Linked DNA regions of Homo sapiens: region 2 is linked to region 1. The links are chromatin contacts, found by POLR2A ChIA-PET in ENCODE. All regions are on one chromosome and are shown on one strand. The core of a region is the stretch at or near the end of the contact, and the rest is flanking DNA. Distances in the headings are between cores, read along the strand shown.

Region 1 (2,700 bases), core at 91-2,590:
TTGAACCTGGAAGGCAGAGGTTGCAGTGAGCCAAGATGGTGCCATTGCACTCCAGCCTGGGTGACAAGAGCAAAGACTTCATCTCAAAAAAATAAAAAATAAAAATAAAAAAATTAGGGAGGGCGTGGTGGCTCACGCCTGTAATCCCAGCACTTTGGGAGGCCGAGGTGGGCAGATCATGAGGTCAGGAGTTCAAGACCAGCCTAGTCAACATGGTGAAACCCCGTCCCTACTAAAAATACAAAAATTAGCCAGGTGTGGTGGCGCACACCTGTAATCCCAGCTACTCGGGGGGCTGAGGCAGGATAATTGCTTGAACCCGGGAGGCAGGGGTTGCAGTGAGCCGAGATCGCACCATTGCACTCCATCTGTGGGCGACAGAGCAAGACTCCATCTCGAAAAAAATAATAATACAAAATTAGCCGGGCATGGTGGTGTGCGCCTGTGGTCCAGATGAGGCAGGAGAATAGCCTGAACCCAGGAGGTGGAGGCTGCAGTGAGTTGAGATTGTGCCACTGCACTCCAGTCTGGGGAACAGAGTGAGACCCTGTCTCAAAAAAAAAAAAAAAGAGTTCAGAACAGTGTGGATACTGTGCTGCCTTTTATATGAGAGCAGGAAAAAATATATATATTTGCTTTTGTTTATTTTGCATAAAGAAACACAAGAAACTAAGCCTGGTGGGAGAATGGGTGGGATGGGAAAGAGGACAGTGGAAAACAGAGGTGGATAGAAGCCTTTCGAATGTGTTCCTTTTCATACTTTTTGAATTTTTGAAATGTGATTGTATATAGATTCATTTTAATTTTAAATGTAATTAAAATTTAAAATTCATTACGGCACTACTCTCTCATCCTGTACTATGGGCTCTACCCTTTTTTGTTTGTTTGTTTTTGTTTTGTTTTGAAGAGACAGAGTCTCGCTGTTTTCCCCAGGCTGGTCTAGAACTCCTGGGCTCTAGCGCCCCGCCTGGGCCTCCCAGAATGCGGGACTACAGGCGCCGCCACCACCCGGCGTCTACTCTAAATGCATAGAGGCCAGGATGACCCAAGGTCACCAGCGGCCGATGCTGCCTGGCAGGGGCTTGAGGCCGGGAGGGGACCCTGCGGACAGGCGAGACCATGTGTGATCTGTGGGAAGCAACTAAACCGGCGTATTCGCGGCAGGGGAGCTCTGTGCCGTCCCGCGGCCCCACCCCGCTCTGCCATGGGAAGCCGTAGCTTGGCGCTGCCCACAGTGACGCGAGGGACTCCGAGGGCACCCGGGCCGGGGTGGACACGGGAGTGGGCCCGGGCGCGGCCGGCAGGGGGCAGCAGCGCCGCGCCGCCCGCGCAGTTCCACAGGTGCGCCGAGCCTGGGGCCATCGCCTCCCTCCGGCCGCCGTCCCCAGCGAATCGCCGCCTGCGTTCTGCCGTTTCCCCGCCACCGCAGCCACCCGGGGCCCGGGGGGCCGCAGCCATCCGCAAGCCGCGGGGCGGCGGGACCGGGCGGGCCGCTAGGGACGCCGGACGAAGGGAGCCCGCGGGCGGGGTCTGGGCGCCTACATCCTTGCTCCCAGGGAGGAAGGGACAGGAAACTGAAGCTGTTTCCGGGGCTGACCCCGGCCAGAGAGAGCAGGGCTCGGGAGAGTCGGCGCGTCCCGGAGGCGGCGCCCCCTGGAGGCCGGTGTGCTTTGGCTCTGCAGCGGGGGAGATTAGGGGTGGAGGCCGACCGATCCCACTCAGCCAGGACTGGCAGGCGCCGGGAGCTCACTGGGAGGCAAGTGCCGACCCCCGAAACCCACTCCAGACAAGCGAAGAAAACAGCTCTGTGTCCCAGGACGAGCACATACCTACTGTCACCCACTGTGCGACCTGGAAGAGTTACTGACCCTCTCTGGGCCTTAATCAGTCATCAGAAACACAAACGCGTAGATAAGATGGTCTTTAGGCCTCTCCCAGCTCTGCTATTCTGTGAATCTAAGAAACTCTAGTCCCTCCACCAGTCCCCACCCCGGGCTGGCTTCGCTTCAGGGAGGCCTGGCTGAGCTGGGGCCCTCATCCAAGGTCTTTGCACGGTTCCTCAGCAAAGGTGTTTTGGAAGGCTGGGTCCCACCCCTTCCCGGCGGAGGAAGAGGCTATTGGCTAAAAAGCCTGGACAAATTCAAAACCAGCAGCTCGGCCCCGGTTTTTTCGGAGCACAGCCAAACCCAAATCACACCTCTGCACCTACCTAGCTCCAGAGATCTAGACAGCATTTACAGCCCCCAAATGTTATTTTTACACCCTTTCCAGGCAGGGAAGGACAGAGGAGGGTAAGCTATTTTTAGGATGACTGCTATTTAAAGTAACATACTGGCCTGGCAAGGTGGCTCTGGCCTGTAATCCCAGTGCCTTGGGAGATACAGGCAGGAGAATCACGTGAGGCCATGAGTTCAATACTATCCTGGGCAACAAAAGGAGACCCCCATCTCTATTAAACAGCCGGGCGTGGTGGTGCGCGTCTGTCGTCCCAACTACTGGAGAGGCAGGCTGAGGCGGGAGGGTCCCTTGAGCCCAGGAGTTCAAGATTATAGTGAGCTATGATCACAGCACTGCCCTCCAGGCTGGGCAGTGAGACCCTGTCTCAAAACAATAAATTAAGTAACCTAGACTATGTATGTGAAAATAATATTTCCAACCCTAGCATGCTGACTTCATCTGAGCTTACAGATGCATTTTCAT
Region 2 (2,700 bases), core at 83-2,582, 760 kb after region 1:
CATACACATCTACCCTAAAACTCAGCAATTCCATTCTTGGGGATACATCCAACAGAGATGAATGTCTTATGTTAGCCAAAAGACAAGTAAAAGAATGCTCATTGCAGCTTTATTCATAATACTCAAAAATTGGAAACATTCAAATGACCAACAGCAGCAAAATGATAAGCTGCAGTTACAGTCACACAATGGAATACCACACAGCAGGAAAGAGGAATGAACTACTGCAACATCCAGCCACACCGATGAAACTCACAGATTAGTGCTGGGCAAGAGAGGGCAGACACAGGACAGAAAATACTGCACGACTCCATGTACACAAAGACAAGAACAAAGTTTATGTCTATGGTGCAGAAGTCGGCTCAGACAGTGGCTACCTGGGCAGGGCTGGGACTTGGGACCCTGATCTGGACAGTGGTGCTGTGTCAACTTGGTTAAGCTGGGAACTGTCTCCCAGGGCCCCCAGTTAGAGTCTGAGTTAGAATTGGCCACGCCAGGAAGTTCCGTAAAGCTTGGAAGGTGAACTGAAGCAGTGGCCATGAGGTGAAGGGCAGAGACACGGGCACCTGGAGGTTCCAGCCTGCCCCACTCTCCACACTGCGGCCAGCTCCTCTTCCTCACGCTGGCCCTGCTGGCCAATCACAGGCCCCAGGCCTGCCACCGGTCACTGGGCCGGGGACCCAACTGGACAGCAGCTTCCCAGAGGCAGCGCCTCCCAACGCCCCCTCCTCCGGTGGCTCCACCTCCGCAACAGACCGGGTTCCGGGCATCCCTGTGAGCTCGGGCCTGTCCAACCACACCAGTGCTTCAGGCGACCAGTGAGTGACCCCTCTCTGACATCCCCACCATCTGGACCCCCACACCCCCTGGTCCCCCAACTTGTGGAGAGTCTAATTCTTGCAATAAGTCCCTTATCCCTAACTCCCCTGACTAAACCCTGCTGGGTACACACAGATGTTCACATATATAAAAATTCAAGTTGCACACTCAAGCTTTGTGCACTTTATAAAATGTATGTTATACCACCATTTGGAAAAAAACTAAAAACAAAAGCCCCACAAGGGTATCGCATAAGTGGTCTGAGAAAACAGTGATCTGAGGGACCCAGCAGCCTGTGAATGGAATCTGCACCAGGCTTCACATACTAAGGAAGAACCACACACCACTGCTTGGCATCAGATCTGGCAGACAGCTGGGAGCCCAACGGGGTGTGGCTTCTGACCAGGACCAGGGTTGTGTGCTATATAAATAGCCAACAGGACACATGCTCCCTCCCTGGCAAACTACCAGCAAGCTACCAACTCCGTGGAACCAGGTCCAGAGTGACTTGTCCCTTCTGAAGGGACAGACTGACAGAATTCAATGTGCACCCTGAATGCAAGCTGAGTCTGGCATCCCCAAATGGGCAGAAAGGGACATGTGGAGGAAGGGCAGGGATGAGTCACAGATCCAGCCTGTGGCATTTAGAACCTGCACCAGCAGTGTTCTCAGATACCCTTCTCAGATGTGCACGCAGCTTTGCATGAGAAGATACCAATGAGGTGTGCACCTGAGCATCCCCACAGCAGCTGTGTGTCAGGCAGAGACCCATGTGTCTTGCCACCTTTCACTTCATTTGGCACATTATTTATTGAGTGCACAGTATATGTCAAGATCCGTGCTTGCAATTAAACTTACAGTGGTGAATGGAAACACAGTGCCTGCCCTTGGGGAGCTTACCGTCTAGTGGAAAATACAGACAATAAACAAGTAAGCAAGGAAGCACATAATTACAACCTATGGGTGCTAGAAAGGATATGCACAGGTGATGGTGACTTAGAATAGTAGGAGAGGCCCAACATTCAAATTCAGAAAATACAGAGAACACCACAAAGATACTCCTTGAGAAGAGCAACCCCAAGACACATAATTGGCAGATTCACCAAGGTTGAAATGAAGGAAAAAGTGTTAAGGGCAGCCAGAGAGAAAGGTCGAGTTACCCACAAAGGGAAGGCCATCAGACTAACGCGGATCTCTGGGCAGAAACCCTACAAGCCAGAAGAGAGTAGGGGCCAATATTCAACATTCTTAAAGAAAAGAATTTTCAACCCAGAATTTCATATCTAGCCAAACTAAGCTTCATAAGTGAAGGAGAAATAAAATCCTTTACAGACGAGCAAATGCTGAGAGATTTTGTTACCACCAGGCCTGCCTTACAAGAGCTCCTGAAGGAAGCACTAAACATGGAAAGAAATGATCAGTACCAACCAATGCAAAAACATGCCAAATTGTAAAGACTATCAATGCTATGAAGAAACTGCTTCAATTAATGGGCAAAATAACCAGCGAACATCATAATGACAGGATCGAATTCACACATAACAATATTAACCTTAAATGTAAATGGGCTAAATGCTCCAATTAAAAGACACAGACTGGCAAATTGAATAGAGTCAAGACCCATCAGTGTGCTGTATTCAGGAGACTCATGTACAAAGATGCACATAGGCTGAAGATAAAGGGATGGAGGAAGATCTACCAAGCAAATGGAAAACAAAAAAAAGCAGAGGTTGCAATCCTAGTCTCTGATAAAACAGACTTTAAACCAACAAAGATCAAAAGAGACAAAGAAGGCCATTACATAATGGTAAAGGGATCAATTCAACAAGAAGAGTTAACTATCCTAAATATACATGCACCCAATACAGGAGCACCCAGATT

The links. ChIA-PET counts read pairs that join two places held with the same protein, here RNA polymerase II (POLR2A).
Region 2: POLR2A ChIA-PET joins it to region 1 with 11 read pairs in OCI-LY7. The contact joins two enhancer-like sites. POLR2A ChIA-PET finds 5 or more read pairs at or near these places in 2 of 52 experiments (OCI-LY7 and activated B cell).

The regions. Positions count from the first base shown.
Region 1 is chr22:17,170,316-17,173,015 of GRCh38, forward strand. No RefSeq gene overlaps it. Among named protein-coding and RNA genes, the nearest start is that of HDHD5-AS1, 12 kb to the left of the region's middle. RefSeq lists an enhancer at 850-1,351 and a silencer at 1,202-1,631. Within about 2 kb of position 1,341, at least 38 of the 41 ENCODE cell types and tissues checked have a DNase peak (open chromatin) inside an H3K27ac peak, as active enhancers do.
Region 2 is chr22:17,930,264-17,932,963 of GRCh38, forward strand. All of the region lies in intron 1 of MICAL3 (microtubule associated monooxygenase, calponin and LIM domain containing 3), which reads right to left. Among named protein-coding and RNA genes, the nearest start is that of MIR648, 49 kb to the right of the region's middle. Within about 2 kb of position 1,333, at least 6 of the 41 ENCODE cell types and tissues checked have a DNase peak (open chromatin) inside an H3K27ac peak, as active enhancers do.